Regions from separate parts of the Homo sapiens genome. Here region 1 is linked to region 2. The links are chromatin loops, found by intact Hi-C in ENCODE. Cell type or tissue: Caco-2. All regions are shown on one strand. Each heading gives the region's core, and the rest is flanking DNA. Links, peaks and the distances in the headings are about the cores only. Region 1 has its middle 13 kb from the start of UBASH3B. Region 2 overlaps UBASH3B (ubiquitin associated and SH3 domain containing B).

The links. Hi-C counts contacts between places; a loop is a spot of excess contacts. Peaks named below come from ENCODE experiments on the same cell type or tissue, not always from the same donor. Only the 100,000 strongest peaks of a DNase experiment are listed, where the experiment ranks them.
Region 1: it touches region 2 in a loop (5-fold over the local background); 11 of 110 quality-filtered maps call a loop at or near these places.

Annotation. Positions count from the first base shown.
Region 1 is chr11:122,638,527-122,646,862 of GRCh38, forward strand. No RefSeq gene overlaps it. Among named protein-coding and RNA genes, the nearest start is that of UBASH3B, 13 kb to the right of the region's middle. In Caco-2, for the core only: no CTCF peak of the experiment used is centred there; a DNase peak (open chromatin) is centred at 4,115.
Region 2 is chr11:122,728,875-122,737,210 of GRCh38, forward strand. All of the region lies in intron 1 of UBASH3B (ubiquitin associated and SH3 domain containing B), which reads left to right. Among named protein-coding and RNA genes, the nearest start is that of UBASH3B, 77 kb to the left of the region's middle. In Caco-2, for the core only: no CTCF peak of the experiment used is centred there; no DNase peak of the experiment used is centred there.

The DNA.
Region 1 (8,336 bases), core at 14-8,013, 90 kb before region 2:
TCAAGATATTCACTTATTTTCATTCCTTACAGATCATTTCTATGAAACTAGCTCCAGCTCTCATTGTGTAGTTGTTACCCCTGGGATATTAACAATAGGCAAAGAGCTGTCCTCCCCAGGTTTTAATGAGTAGAAATAAGAAAACTCAGGGATTCGGAGGTAGATGAGCCTGGACTGTATTTTCACCTGTACCTATTTTGTTTTCCCTTTTTCTTTCCCGTCTCCCATTCTAATTCCAGTATTACTGGTAGTTAGCGAGTTAGCTAGACCCAAGTCCATTGTAAGAATGACTTCTTTTAGCAAGCAAGTCCCTGCTAGGGACAGTCCAACTTTAAATATTGCATCTTATTGTCAGGTGACATGAGCTGAGGTTTGCTTCAGAAAATATGGCGGCTTCATTTATAAGTGGCCGCACACCTTCCCCAGGGAAGGCCTGTTTCACACCCGTTGTTTCTTAAGGAAGAACGCCAGCCAGACTGCAGCCATCTTGTCTTCATTTTTATAGTGTGTGCTTAACACCTCATAAGAGCTTGTAGGGGCTCCAGCAATGTAGAGGCTAACAAGATGAAAGACACCTCAACGAACATCCCCAGTCGGAACCCTGATGACATCCTTTCCTTCAAGGTGTTCTCACCTGGCAGTGGAGACAGGCAACTACCTTGAATATAGATGTTGTCACTTTAGCCATGATCATTAAAAGCGATTCCCAATTTCTTCATCTATGAAATGGCAACAGTACTGCCACCTGCCCAGGACTACTGATGTTATAACTGTAAAGCCCCACACACGAGAGCTATTCCAAAGCCAGTCCAGTTTCAGGCTCATCAACCCTGCATAATGAATGAGGAAATAAAGGAATGTATGCATGAGTGGATGATTAAATGGATACAGTGGTTTATTTTCAGTATAAATGGAGGGATGCACTAGCTCAGAGTTTGTAGGATTTTGCAGTCTGCAATGTACTTTTTTTTTTTTTTTTTTAATTTTTGAAGACTGGGTCAGCCGGGTGTGATGGCTCACACCTTTAATCCCAGCACTCCAGCACCCTGGGAGGCAGAGGCGGGAGGATCACTTGAGCTCAGGAGTTTCAGGCTAACCTGGGCAATGTAGCGAGACCATCTCTAAAAAATAAAATAAAATAAGAAGACCAGGTCTTCCTTTGTTCCCCAGGCTAGTCTCAAACTCCTGGCTTCAAGCGATCCTTCCGCCTTGGCCTCCCAAAGTGCTGGGATTTACAGGCATGAGCCATTACACTCAGCATTTATGTGGCATTTTAAAAAATCTTTTTGCAGTCCAGGAGTATGAGATTCAGCATTGTTTAAAGTGAACTGGGTCAGAAGTAGAAGAATCAGAACTTGAACTCAGGTCTTTTCCAGCTAAGCCTGGCATCACTGTTATTTTCATCTGGTATGTCTACCTCCTGCTGAACGTTCAGACCTCAACTTAAATATCACCTCCCTGCTGCCAGCCTTCCCTTCCAGCTCAGCTAAGGTGCCCTCTTCCCCTTCGCTCTCTTTCTCATTCACCTGTTTTATTTTCTTCATTTATCACTACCATGATTTGACATCATTTCATTTTTTGAGTTGAAGTCCGCAAGGTATTCTATGTGTCAGATTCTGTGTTGGACTTGACCTCCATTATTTAATAACATAATCACACAGCCTTATGAAGATAGTCTCTTATCTCTGTTTTACCTATACAGAAACTGAAGTTTGTAGAGTTTAAGTTAATTTCCAAGTTTATTTTTTTATTTTTATTTTTTTTGAGACAGAGTTTTGCTGTTGTTGCCCAGGCTAGAGTGCAATGGCGCGATCTCGGCTCACCGCAACCTCTGCCTCCCAGGTTCAAGCGATTCTCCTGCCTCAGCCTCCCGAGTAGCTGGGATTATAGGCAAGTGTCACCACGCCCGGCTAATTTTTGTATTTTTAGTAGAGACGGGGTTTCTCCATGTTGGTCAGGCTGGTCTCTAACTCCTGACCTCAGGTGATCCGCTCTCCTTGGCCTCCCAAAGTACTGGGATTACAGGTGTGAGCCACCACCGCGCCCGGCAATTTCCAAGTTTAAACAGCAGAAACAGTGTTACTCTAAGTAGAAAGGCTCTGATATTTAATTGCAATGACCACACTTTTAAATACTGTGCTAGCCTCCTAAAAGTGTTATTTGATTACCTTTCAATGTACTGTTTTATTTTATTTTATTTTTTCAGAATTGATGTATAGTGTCTACATCTCTGTTTTTGTTTTGTTTTTGAGATGAGGCCTGGTTCTATCACCCAGGCTGGAGTGCAGTGGTATGATATCACTGCAACCTCTGTCTCCCAGGCTCAAGGGATCCTTCCACCTCTTGATCCTCTCACCTCAGCCTCTCGAGTAGCTGAGACTGTAGACACGTGCCACCATGCCTGTCTGAATTTTGTATATTTTGGGGGGTAGAGTCAGAGTTTTGCCATGTTGTCCAGGCTGGTCTTGAACTCCTGGGCTCAAGCAGTCCACCTGCCTTGGCCTCCCCAAGTGCTGGAATTACAGGAGTGAGCCACTGCTCCTAGCCCTACAACATCTCTTAAGAAAATTGGTGATATCCTGTTATCTATTGATTTCAGAATGATTGAGAGTGACCTAAATCAATGATATATCTGATTGCTACAATAAAGGAATAATTCAAGTTTATTTTTCAGACTAACGGAGACAAGCAGCAGTATGGGCTTCATTAATATCTGGCTTGAGCCGGGCGAGGTGGCTCACACCTGTAATCCCGGCACTTTGGGAAGCCAAGACAGGCGGATCACGAGGTCAGGAGATTGAGACCATCCTGGCTAACACGGTGAAACCCCGTCTCTACTGAAAATACAAACAATTAGCCGGGCGTGGTGGCTGGTGCCTGTAGTCCCAGTTACTCGGGAGGCTGAGGCAGGAGAATGGCATGAACCCGGGAGGTGGAGCTTGCAGTGAGCTGAGATCGCGCCACTCCACTCCAGCCTGGGGGACAGAGCAAGACTCCGTCTCAAACAAACAAACAAAAAAAACAATCTGGCTTGAAAATGATTGTTCTTATTCTTCTCAACAAATTTCACCGAAGACCATTTCACCAAGATCACGTGCTAACTGGTCAGGAAAAGGAGATAGCCCAGATGTGTGTCTGGGGATGAAAGGACTCTTGACCATTACGTATCGAGAAAATAGTAGAGTTGACTACAAATTACTGGAGATGGCAGACAACAGTGGAAAAGTGTGGATTTCAGCTTCTGGTACTTACTAACTGTGTTTGGGTAAATCTCACCTGAGTCTTGCTTTTCTCATCCGTAAAATGAGAAAAATAAAACTTTAGTTACAGGGATGTTATAAGGATTAAATGAAATAATTCATATAAACGACCTGATATGCACTTGGTGATAAGTTAACTTTATTTTTTTATTTTATTATTATTTTTTAAGATGGAGTCTTGCTCTGTCACCCAGGCTGGAGTGCAGCGGCACAATCTCAGCTCACTGCAACCTCCACCTCCCGAGTTCAAGCCATTCTCCTGCCTCAGCCTCCTGAGTAGATGGGATTACAAGCATGCACCATCACGCCCGGCTAATTTTTGTATTTTTAGTAGAGACAGGGTTTCACCATGTTGGCCAGGCTGGTCTTGAACTCCTGACCTCAAGTGATCCGCCGGCCTTGGCCTTCCAAAGTGCTGGGACTACAGGCGTAAGCCACTGTGCCCAGCCGGTGACAAGTTAACTTTAGTCTCTTTCCACTATCTCTTGTTCATAACAATTTACTAGTCCATATATGTACAGGTGTAAGCCACTGTGCCCAGCCAGTGACAAGTTAACTTTAGTCTCTTTCCACTATCTCTTGTTCATAACAATTTACTAGTCCATATATGAGATGTGATTATGAAATAAAGAACAAGATCGATATTTCATGTAACTATACTGAAATGAAAACATCTAAATCCCTGCCATCCCCAGCATAGCAGTACATCTTGGGAAGCTACCCACTTGGCCTAACTCCACTCACTGTGTTTGCTCAAAACATTTTTGGAATGCTTCTCTCTGCCAGTCAGAGCCCCAAGCAGAAGACATTCACAGGAAATGAAATCAATGATTTACTATTCATCCGCCATAGACTGTTACTCATCCTGAACAAGTGAATGAGTGATTATTTTCAAAACAGACGAACAGATAAGAGCAAGCCACAACCCTCACACCACTTCACAGAGTGGCCATTCAGCACTCAGACCAAGTATCCCTCAGCTTCCCAGAACTTTTTCCAGATACGCTCAGAGAAGCACTTGTTGGCAACTTCACCAGGAGCCACTTTCTAAATGGGGAAGAGATTGGCTCTGAGGAACAGCATGGATTAGTCACAGGAGGCGAGGGATGGTGACATTCCTGAAAACAGAGGGGACCAGAAATAGATTTACACATGTCTAGGGCACTCTTTTCTCTACAGAAAGGTTTAAAAACACTGGCTCTAATGAGGGGTGGGTGGTATGTAACAAGGGTAATGTGGGAGAGAGGCAAACCCATTTCAGGGAAAAGCACTTCCCTGGAGATGTTCTCAAGAGCCTTTATTTACAGAAAAAGTTGCGTGACCGTGAGCATCCTGAAGAAGAACCACCTTCCTCAGATTTCAAAGGCCAATCATGTTGATGCTCTTAGCCAGTGATTACTAGCTGGATCTGTGGATTTGTGAGACGCCTGTGTGGTGATGTGAAAACGGAAAAGTCCAAGAACCGGAAGCCAAGCAGCTTAGACGGCTCTGGCACCTTGGGGCCAGTGCTAGGCACTCAGAGTGAGAGCATCCCCTGCTCAGGTGAAGTAATCTTTCCTGCAAGGCTCTACAACCACTGGAGAGAGACCCAAGGTCCTCCGTCATTTGAAAGGCTTAACTGCAATTTCTTTTTTATTTTACTTTATGTCTAATTTTTAAAATAGAAACAGGGTCTCTCAGGCCAGGCGCGGTGGCTCACGCCTATAATCTCAGCACTTTGGGAGGCCGAGGTGGGTGGATCATTTGATGTCAAGAGTTCAAGACCAGCCTGACCAACATGGTGAAACCCCGTCTCTGCTGAAAATACAGAATTAGCCAGAGATGGTAGTGCGTGCCTGTAATTCCAGCTACTCGGGAGGCTGAGGCAGGAGAATTGCTCGAATCTGGGACGCAGAGGTTGCAGTGAGCCGAGGTCAGGCCACTGCACTCCAGCATGGGCAACAAGAGCTAAATGCTCTTGTTGTTCTCAAAAAAAAAAAAAAAGAAAGAAAGAAAAGAAAAAGAAAAAAGAAACAGGGTCTCATAATGTTGCCCAGGCTGGTCTCAAACTCCCGGGCTCAAGTGATCCTGCTGCCTCGGGCTCCCAAAGTGCTGGGATTACAGGTGTGAGCCACCACACCTAGCCACAATTTCTTTCTGTTTTTCTCTTTTTTTTTTTTTGTTTCCTCAGAGTCTCCCTCTGTCGCCCAGGCTGGAGTGCAGTGTCACGATCTCGGCTCACTGCAACCTCTGCCTCCCAGGCTCAAGCAATTCTCCCACCTCAGCCTCTCCAGTAGCTGGGATTACAGACAGGCACCATCATGCCCGGCTAATTTTTTATATTTTTTTAAGAGACAGGGTCTTGCCATGTTGCCCAGGCTGGTCTCGAACTCTTTGACTAAAGCAATCCCGCCCACCTCAGACTCCCAAAGTGCTGGGCTTACAGTTATGAGTCACCATGCTCAGTCACAATTTCTTAATTTTTTGTTTTAAATTGAACATTTTCATTTCTTAATTTAAAAAAATGAACATTTTAAAACCCCCAGAAAATTGGAAAGAATAATACAAAGAGAATAATACAACAAAACCTCATATGTTTTCTCACCTAGATTCACCAGCAGCAGGTTTTTGCCATATCCACCTTGCTTCACTCTTTCTATTCACACACACTTCTCTTTAGCCAAATCATCTAGAAGGCTGCCCATATTATGACATTTCACCCCGAAAACTCCAGCCTGCATTTCCCAAGGGCAAGAACATTCATAATCACAACCTAATCACAACACCAGTATCACATCTAGGGAAATTCACATTCATACAAAAACAGCATCCAACACTGCGTCCACATTCAAATTTCCCAAACTGTCCCAAAAACGTCCTTCGTAGCTGATTTTTTTGGGATTCAAGTACCAATCAAGGATCTAGCACAAGATACTCTAGGCCCACCTTGCGATTGCCCTGCCTCTGACCTGGAATCAGCATCTCTCCATGAAGCTCTGGCTCGTTTTAGTAGAAAATGATACTTAGAACTCAAAATCTAGATGCCAAGTATGCTGTCTCTGCAAATTTTCTTTTCTTTTTTGTGGAGATGGAGTTTCACTATGTTGCCTGGGCTGGTCTCAAACTCCTGGGCTCAAGTGATCCTCCTGCCTTGGCCTCCCAAAGTGCTGCGATTACAGGCTAAACCACCGCACCTGATCTTCACGTTGCTTTTTTTTTTTTTCTGAGACAGGTCACCCAGGCTAGAGGGCAGTGGTGCCATCACAGTTCACTGAAGCCTTGACCTCCCAGGCTCAAGGGATTCTCCTGCCTCAGCATCCTGAGTAGCTGGGACTACAGGCGTGCGCCACCATGCCCAACTCATTTTTTGTGTATATTTTTTGTAGAGACGGGGTTTCACCATGTTGCCCAGGCCGGTCTTGAACTCCTGGGTTCAAGCAATCCAGCCACCTCAGCTGGGTTGGGCTGGGACTACAGGCATGAGCCACCACACCTGGCCCACTAAAATTTTTATTTTTACTTTATTTTGTTTATTTTGTTTGTTTGTTTGAAACAGAGTCTTGCCCTGTCACCCAGTCTGGAGTGCAGTGGCTTGATCTCAGCTCACTGTAACCTCCACCTCCCGGGTTCAAGTGATTCTCCTGCCTCAGCCTCCCAAGTAACTGGAATTACAGGTGCACGCCACCATGCCCGGCTAATTTTTCATCTTTTTAGTAGAGACAGGGTTTCACCATGTTGGACAGGTTGGTCTCGAATTCCTGACCTCAAGTGATCCACCAGCCTTGACCTCCCAAAGTGCTGGGATTACAGGTGTGAGCCACTGCACCAGGCCTATATATATATGTGTGAGTGTGTGTGTGTGTGTGTGTGTGAGTGTGTGTGTGTGTGTGTATATATATATATATATATATTTTTTTTTTTTTTTGATACAAGGTTTCGCTCTGTCACCCAGGCTGGAGTGCAGTGGTGCAATCTTGGCTCACTGTAACCTCTGTCTCCCGGGTTCAAGCAATTCTCCTGCCTCAGCCTCCCAAGTAGCTGGGATTACAGGACCTCGCCACCAAGCCCAGCTAATTTTTGTATTTTTGATAGAGACGGGGTTTCACCGTGTTGGCCAGGCTGGTCTCGAACTTCTGACCTCAAGCGATCTGGCCACCTCAGCCTCCCAAAGTGCTGGGATTACAGGCATGAGTGACCATGCCTGGTCCACTGCAATTTTTAAATGCAATTTGCAATCAATAAATTTCCAGGTCACTGTTCCTCATCCCAGGCATTCCTGAGACATGATGAGGGTTACTAGCAATACAGTGTGACTCCAGAGGACAGTTCAACCTTCATCCTGAGAGAATTTCTATTTTAGATGCCTTTCAGAGGCTGAAGGAGTGAGTTAAACCTTCACTTGGCTTCACCTGAAACATTCATCTTCGCTGCTTTAAGGAACTTGCCCTTTCCTCCTAAGAGCACCAAGTCATAAGACATTTCTAGGCCGGGAGCGGTGGCTCACGCCTGTAATCCCAACACTTTGGAAGGCCGAGGCGGGTGGATCACGAGGTCAGGAGATTGAGACCATCCTGGCTAACATGGTGAAACCCCGTCCCTACTAAAAATATAAAAAAATTAGCCGGGCGTGGTGGCGGGCGCCTGTAGTCCCAGCTACTAGGGAGGCTGAGGCAGGAGAATGGCGTGAACTCAGGAGGCGGAGCTTGCAGTGAGCCGAGATCGCACCACTGCACTCCAGCCTGGGCGACAGAGTGAGACTCTGTCTCAAAAAAATAAAATAAAATAAAATAAAAAGACATTTCTAGACCCTGCTCAAGAAAGAAACAAGAACATTAATGTATAGCTTTAATTTCAGAAAATCTGCATTTCAACACTGATTTACCATCTTTCATCACTCTATTATCATGGGTTAGTCACATAATTTTTCTGAGCCTCAAATTTTTGTTGTTGTTCTTCCAAAGAAAAATGTATTGAAGCAACTTTCCCATGTTGTTTTGTTTTCTTAGGTGAATAATAATTAAACAAGGTATTATGCCTGAACGTGCTAGGAAATTGTAAAGAGCTATGTAAACACTATTGCCAAAGAGGAACAAGAGT
Region 2 (8,336 bases), core at 77-8,076:
GGTCTTAGGGATTGTTAAATCCCTCCCTCTCACTTTGGAAGTAAAGAAACTGATTGGTCAGAGACTTGCTCAAGGCCACCCGGTCAGACGGGGACAGAGAGTGCTCAGCCTGCCGTCCCTGCTTTCGGCTCTATCACCCCATGCAGCTTGTCTTTGGCCTTTAACTAGAAAGATCAAATCATGAAAAGTAGAGGGAGTACCAGAGAGAGCAGGAACCCACTTTCATTGCAGGTCTACTGTGGCTCAGTGACCTAAATCCTGGGAGGACTGGGAGGCTCTGGACAGTGGCTCTCTGACTAGGACTGCGGAGTGAGTACTCCAACGCCACAGGGGCCAGCTCCCTGCAGTTCCCACTGAGACTTATTTCTCCAGAGGCCAGAAAGCCCAGAAGATGAAGCCTTGTCACTTTTGGTCTTGTGGCCCAGTTCAGCTGAGATGCCACGCGGTTCTTGTTGAGGGGAAGGGGTGTGAGAGGCCCTGGTGCCTGAGCCACACACTGGGGCTTTCCATCCTGCTGAAGTCAGGACCTTCATTGGCCCTGATTCAAACAAACTGATTGGAAAAAGACATTTTTGAGACCATCAGGGGAAAATGAATGTGGATTTGATATTCAGTGATATTAAAGAATGATTATAAATGTTAGATATGATAAAGGCAAGTGATTATGTTAAAGATAAAACAGTTCTTATCAGAGATGCATGCTAATGTCTGGGTTGTTTTAAAATACTCTAGGGTAAATAAATCTTTATGAGTATTTTGGAGTAAAATGATATAATACCTGGGATTTGCTTTAAAATGTTCCAGGCTGGGCACAGTGGCTCATGCCTGTAATCCTAACACGTTGGGAGGCCCAGGTGGGAGGATCGCTTGAGCCCAGGAGTTTGAAACCAGCCTGGCAACATAGCAAGACCCTATCTCTACAAAAAAAAAAAAAAAAAAAAAAAACCCTAAAAAGTTACCCAGGCAGTTAGCTTCGTACCTGAGGTCCCAGCTTCTTGGGAAGCTGAGCTGGGAGGATCAGTTGGGCATGGGAGTTCGAGGCTGCAGTGAGCCATGATCATGCCTGCACTCCAGCCTGGGTGACAGAGTGAGACCCTATCTAAAAAAAAAAAAAAAAAAAAAAAAAAAAAGGCCAGGTGCAGTGGCTCACACCTGTAATCCTAGCACTTTGGAGGCCGAGGCAGGTGGATCACTTGAAGCCAGGAGTTCAAAACCAGCCTGGCCAACATGGCAAAACTCCATCTCTACTGAAAATACAAAAATTAGTTGGGCATGATGGTGTGCGCCTGTAATCCCAGCTACCTGGGAGGCTGAGGCAGAAGAATTGCCTGAACCCAGGAGGTGGAGTTTGCAGTGAGCCGAGATGGCTTGGTGGCTGTGGAAGAAGTGGCTTCCACAGACATGACAGGGTGTGGGTGACATCACACGGGTCCTTGAACAATTGCACTCACATTGTGGGGAGGTTCCCGCCTTTCCATGTGTCCCCTAAGAGACCCAAGGACTTGGCCGGGCACAGTGGCCAACGTGAACTCCATGCCATCCTTGGTATTTTCCATTCATGTTGCCAGACCATCTCTGTTTCAGGTCAGCCTCCTCAGACACCCAGAGAGGCCTATCCTAAGCCAAACCCCCTCACAGAGGTGTAGGGCCAGCACTGCACATCGCTGCACAACTGAGCTTGCCTTCTCAGCCCGCTGTGATGCAAATATTTGGATTCTTTTTTTTTTTTTTTTTAATTGAGACAGAGTTTTGCTCTTGTTGCCCAGGCTGGAGTGCAATGGCACGATCTCGGCTCATTGCAACCTCTGCCTCCCAGGTTCAAGTGATTCTCCTGCCTCAGCCTCCCTAGTAGCTGGGATTACAGGCATGTGCCACCACGCCCGGCTCATTTTGTATTTTTAGTAGAGGCGGGATTTCTCTATGTTGGTCAGACTGGTCTTGAACTCCCGACCTCAGGTGATCCGCCCGCCTCGGCCTCCCAAAGTCCTGGGATTACAGGCATGGGCCACCGCTCCTGGCCAATATTTGGATTCTTATTCACCTTCTGTCCTTGTCTTGCTGTCTTTCATTTCCCTCCCTGACAGTGGAACCTTCACTACTTCTGCCCCCTAAAGGTTCTGCCATGTCTGCAATCCCCATAGTCTCTACAGTGTGATTTTCCTATTACAGTGGCCCCTCCTTATCCTTGGGGATACTCAAGACTCCCAGTGGATGCCTGAAAGCGCAGAGAGCACCAGACCCAATTGTGCCAATCGGATTCTGTTTCAGGTCATGTCTTCCACCCACAAATTTAACACCTTTTCCATCCTAACTAAGCAATTATCATGCACTATGGCTATAACTTTTGCAGTTTGAGGTGTGGCAGCAAAACCAGCACAAATTTCTTCTTCCTTCTTCACAATCTCATGGATGGAAGATGAGTTTTTACTGTAGACCTGGGTGACTTTGGCATGCAATTTTTTTTCTTTCATTATTAAGTTGAGAACTTTCACCTTTTCACTTAAATGGAGAACTTTACGTCTTCTCTTTGGGGATATCCAAATTGCCAGCCTCACTACTCTTGCATTTTGGGGCCATTATAAAGTAAAATAATGGTCATGTGAACATAAGCACTGCAATACTGGGACAGTTGGTCTGATAACCTAGATATCTAGTCACTAGATAACTAAGTGACTAACAGGCGGAGAGTGCAAACAGTGTGGATTCACTACTGCATCCACAGCCTGTATCCAGACTAGACAAAGGGATGATTCATGTCCCTAGTGGAATGGAGTTGGATGGCTCAAGATTTTATCATGCTACCCAGAACGTCACACAATTGGAAACTTGTGAGTTGTTTATTTCTGCAATTTTTCACTTAATATTTTTGGACCACAGTTGACCACTGGTAACTGAACCCTTGGAAAGTGAAACCACAGATAAGGCAGGACTGCTCTACTAGTTTGTTTAAATGTTTGCTCTCTTGTCACACTCACTACTGAGGTTTTTGTACCCAGACATGTCCTAGCCTAGAGCACTGCATTCTGGTCTTCCCATGGCCACGTTCTTTAGTACAGAGTGAAGAGTTCTTAGTTTGAAGGAGATGTGCATACCCTGGAGCCTATGTGTCTCCCACCCCGACGACACACACACACACACACCATGCTCTGGATATTAGGAACACAAATGATGAGGAACCTGCTTCCGGGGTGTCTCCCCCATCTCTAGTCTCCCAAAGACAGACAGCCCTAGCCCTGAGGATGACAAAGGAGCTTCTGTTTGTGGGGGTGTGGACACAACTTTGACATCTTCTTGGGGTACCCATATGCATACATGTGAGGACCCTCCTGGTACCCCCACAGAAGCCAGGGTCTGAGCTAAAAGCAGATGGAAGCAGACCACAGGAGAACAGACCAAGGCCGGCTGGCTGCTGGCTCTTCCCAGGTTGCCATACCCTGACACACAATGGCAAGAAGTCTGAGCCTCTAACCAGGTTGTTATGAAGGTATATTGGCCAAGGTTGGAGGCTAAGGCATATTTATGAGTTGGTTCGCTTGATTTATTATTTGTAAACATTTAGACATTGGTGTATGTGGGCCTCTCTTTATACTCTTGCCCAGGCCCTGCACGTTGTAAGTCTCTGTTTCCTAATGGAGACACAGGAATTTTGCTCTGGGCTGGACTTCATCTTGCCTTAAGGAAGGCTTGTGTTCTTCCATGGTATTTCCTGCAACTTGTAAAATACAACTTGTAAAGTCCTATTGTAGCCCCACGTATTTCCTGTGTTTATAATGGAGATGAAATCGTGGTTTGTCTTTCCACCACCCATCTTTCCACCCCCAACAACCCTCAATTAGATAAACTAACAAGCTAATTAAAAATAGCCTTAAAGTAAGGACACTTGTGTAAACCAACAACTTTATCAGAAAAGGTTTTCCCTGGAATTTCCCATCCTCATTCAAAGGGACAGGCAGTGTTCTGGATTCCAAACAATAGATTCTAATCAATAGCTCCTCCTATTCAAATAGTGGCAGAATCCTACCTGCCTTCCTTCCCTCCAGTGGAATGTTAGTATCTCTCTCAATGAATCATTAAAATTCCTGGCTTGTTATGATGTACCCGTCACTATACCTACATAATATCAAGCAGAAAGCTTTTGAAGGCCTTTTGGGATAGCAGAGCAAGGGTCTCCCCACCCAACTGGTCATATAATTGGCTTTTCTCTCTTTAAAGACTCGAAGCCTTTGTGCTAAACAGAAAATGCCAAAGGTCTTTGGATATGGGGAGTCGAGTGTAGAGGTGGGGTGTTGGCTTCATACACAGCAGAGAATGTTTCCCTCCTTTGCTGTGGAAGACTAACCTTAGCAGCTTCCCACTCACTCCATCTCAAACCCAATTAAATTTTAATTCAGATCATCACGAATACAAAGTGCTTTCTTCAATCTCTATTATTTCTGGAGTTCCCTGGTGTCCAGTTTAAAAAATTCTTCAGGGAAAGATGTCTGGCAGTGATTGGATGAAGGTATTGACTTTGGAAAGAGGAGTCTTAACATCAACAAGTATGTCAACGATAAGTCACTAGAAACAAATCCCAGCCATCCAGTTTGCTTGTTTATGTGGTTCAAGTGCCTCGCGCCAAAGCATGGCCCAGATCCAAGTTTCACATCAGTAATTCCTGCCATTCAACATGTTTAGCTTTTGTTTCTTAATGGGTGTTGACAGACAATCTACTTCCCATAATCCTCCATTCGCAGCTGCCTTCATTGATGTATTCATTCCACACATGTGTTGAGTAGCCCTGGAATTTTTGCTTTACAGACACCCATGGATATGTCAACAGATTATTATTGTAATGATAAGAGTATATGATAATAGAGGTATGTATAGCACTGCATGAACTCAGAAGAAGTAATGTCTTGTCTTATTGAAGAACTAGAATATCTTAGAGGATGACAGTTGACTTGTATCTTGAATGATGCACAAGAGAATTTACAGCAGATTTGAGCAGTCAAAATTTAATGTCTCCTCTCTTTTTTTTTGTTTTGTTTTTGAGACAGAGTCTCACTCTGTCGCCCAGGCTGGAGTGCAGTGGCATGATCTCAGCTCACTGTAACCTCCGCCTCCTGTGTCCAAGCAATTCTCATGCCTCAGCCTCTTTAGTAGCTGAGACTACAAGTGTGCACCACCACACCTCATTAATTTTTTGTGTTTTAAGTAAAGATGGGGTTTTGCCATCTTGGCCAGGCTGGTCTTGAACTCCTGACTTCAGGTGATCTGCCTGCCTCAGCCTCCAAAGTGCTGGGATTACAGGCTTGAGCCACCACGCCCAGCCAAAATTGAATGTCTCCTCCCTTAAGATTTGTACTTCAAAAGCTTTTGGTTTTCATGAGCACAGAAAAGGGGCTGATAGCCTGGTGATCAACTGTGGGCCTTATCAACAGCTACAGTGAAGAGGAAGACATTGAAAAGAGCTTGACATGGCTGAGCCTGAGGAAAGGACTTGGCCTGAGCAGACGGGGATTCCCAAGGAGAAAGGAAGAGGCTCAAGGTCTGAAGCCACTGTGCTCTGACCCCATGTCTTTGCTTGAATGGTGTTCATAGATTTACTAGTTGTTGGTGGCTTCCAGTATACCACTAGGGTGGGAACTGGCTGTCCAGAAAAGCCATCTGGGAGGGACACTTGGTGAGCACACTGTAATCTGGCTTAGCTCAGCATCCTGAAGATGTGGTGTGCTTCACAAGCAAGCCTCACTCCAACGACTGCCTTGGTTTACATCTTGAAATAAGTCCTCATCACTGGATGAGTATTTTAAGATGCAGCTTTCATCAAGACGGTTTCATTAAGGCAATTCCAGTAGAGTGAATAATCATTTTCCCCCCTCATCAGATGTGCTTAATCTTATAGAATTATGATGAGTTTAATCCTCACTTTTTAAGCTGTATCTTAAAAAAAAAAAAGAAAAAGAAAAAGAAAAAACCCTTAGAGAAATGATCCTGCATCTGTGTCAAAACGTTTCCCTCTGCATTTTCAGATCTGTCTTTTCTAGGTCACCATTGCTCTTTATGGCTTTCCTTATCACAGTTTTTTCTAACTTCCTGTTTCCTAGCAAACTTTATATAAACTCATTTTATTTTTACTTAAGCCATTCAGGAGTGAACTTTTCCCCTTTTTGGAGGCCAGTACTTTTTCTGCACCTTATTATTATTGTACACATGAGGGTCAGAGTTATTTCAAATGTTTTGACAACCTTCAATTATTTGCACTTAAGAGGTTGAGTAGAGAAGAACTGCATAAATTCCAAGCAAAATGACATTAGAACAATCACATGGATAATACCCAATAGCATATATTTCTCGTTTGTTTATTTGCCCTTGGAATGTACTTAAAATAGTATTTTTAGTGCACTAAACTGCTTCATTTGCAGTTCTTACACTAGATGGGCAATGAAATTTACAGTCCCGAACATGTGGGTAACAGAAAGCTAGTGTAATATAACTCTTTCCTAACCAGAACAGCTTGTCACAAAGACAGGCTAAATACACACTCTTCTAGTTAAGGAAAGAAATGCAATGCTAGATGAACAGGAAGTCCTGTTCCACCAGCCCAATTCACAAAGACCTAGACCTCATTCCTTTAGTTATTAAACATTTGTTGAGCACCTAATATGTGATAGAGGCGAGAGGTTCAAAGAAGAAAAAGACATTGCCCTGTCCTCTTTGGGTTCGGTAAAGGAATACACAGTGTGGGAAATGCCCAGAGAGTTCTGAGAGTCCCTAGTAGCAACAACTAATTCCACCATATTTCACAGAGAAATATTTGATCTGGACATAGAAAAGTATGTAGAAGACATCTATCTACTTGTCGAAGTGGGGAAGCCGAGTTCCAGGCAGAGGGCCCAGCATGTGCAAAGGCAAAGAAGAAAATGAGGTCATGAGGGAGGCAGAGTTCAGAGTTGTGGGATGTAGGGGGCATGAGAGCGAAGTGGCGGCTTGAGCCTAGAGACATAGATTTGGACACCATCATGGAGCACCTTGGACACCATCTGAAAAGGATTTTACCTGTAGGTAACAGGGAGTCCCTGAAGGTTTAAGCAGAGGTAATATGGTTACATCTGAGCTCTAGAATAACTGATAGCAATGTGGATGGTGTATAAAATGGGAGAGAAGACAGGAAACCAGAGCAGACTTGCCAGGTAAGAGACAAAGATATTCTGGCCCAAGACAGTGGAGGTTCAGAAAGGGGAAAGGCAGTGCAGTTCAGCCTCATTTAGGATGCTTTGGTACCTGGCAGAGAAAGATAGAGAAGTCAAGAATGCTTCCTAACTTCTTGTTATTTCAGCTTTGTGCCAGTTCTCCAAGTGCACAGATAAAAACATCTACTGCTAAAGCCCAACTCCCTCTGCTTCTCGGTGTTCTTTCATTTCTTCTCAGAACTGTGTAACTCATCCCTAGAGTTTTTTCGGACACAACCTCATTCTATATTCTGATGCTTTTAGTTCTGAGAACTACAAGTTCTCAGCATGGGCATCATGCTAGAAGTTAAGGCATGCAGAAGGGAGACCTGGCCTTTTTCTCCAAGAAGTTCATAAGCTTATGGAGGAGAGAGACAGATAAAACTCTAAATACTAATTCATGCAGAATGGAAAAAAAAGGGCTAGGGGAACACAGAGAGAATGCTGGGAGAATTCAGGAGTTTATGTAGAAGGTGGGGCTTTAGCGACGCTCTTCATTCTTACTGAGCATCTACCTCATGGCCTGTACTACACTTAGCACTGAGATCAACAGGCTAACACGCACACATGATGAGAAGGAAAACACACATCAAATAAGTAATTAACTACAAGCAGAATGCATGCTGGGAAAGAAATGCAGGGTGTCATGAGAATGTGTAACTGGGAGATTTAAGGATCGGGAAGCCAGGCGTGGTGGTTCACACCCGCAATCTCAGCTACTTGGGAGGCTGAGGAGAGAGGATCGCTTGAGCCCAGGAGTTTCAGTCCAGCTTGGGCAACATAGTGAGACCCTCTCTCAAAATGAAATGAAATGGAATGAAATGAAGAAATGAAAGGAAATAAAGGATCAAGGAAAGCAACATAGAAGATTTAAGCTAAGATTGAGAGGTGGGCAGAGATATTACTGTAGGGAAGGGAAAGAATGTTCCTGAAGAAAGAATGCATGCCCACTGCTCAGCTGTGAGAAAATGTGGCACGTTCAAGGAACTGAAAGAAATCTAATGTTGCCGGAAGAGGGTAGCCTAAAGTAAACCAGGGAAGGGCCAGAAAATAGAGCATACAGGCAAATTAGCCATGTTAAGGTTCTGGAACTTTACCCTAGAGGAAATAGGGAGCTACTGGGTT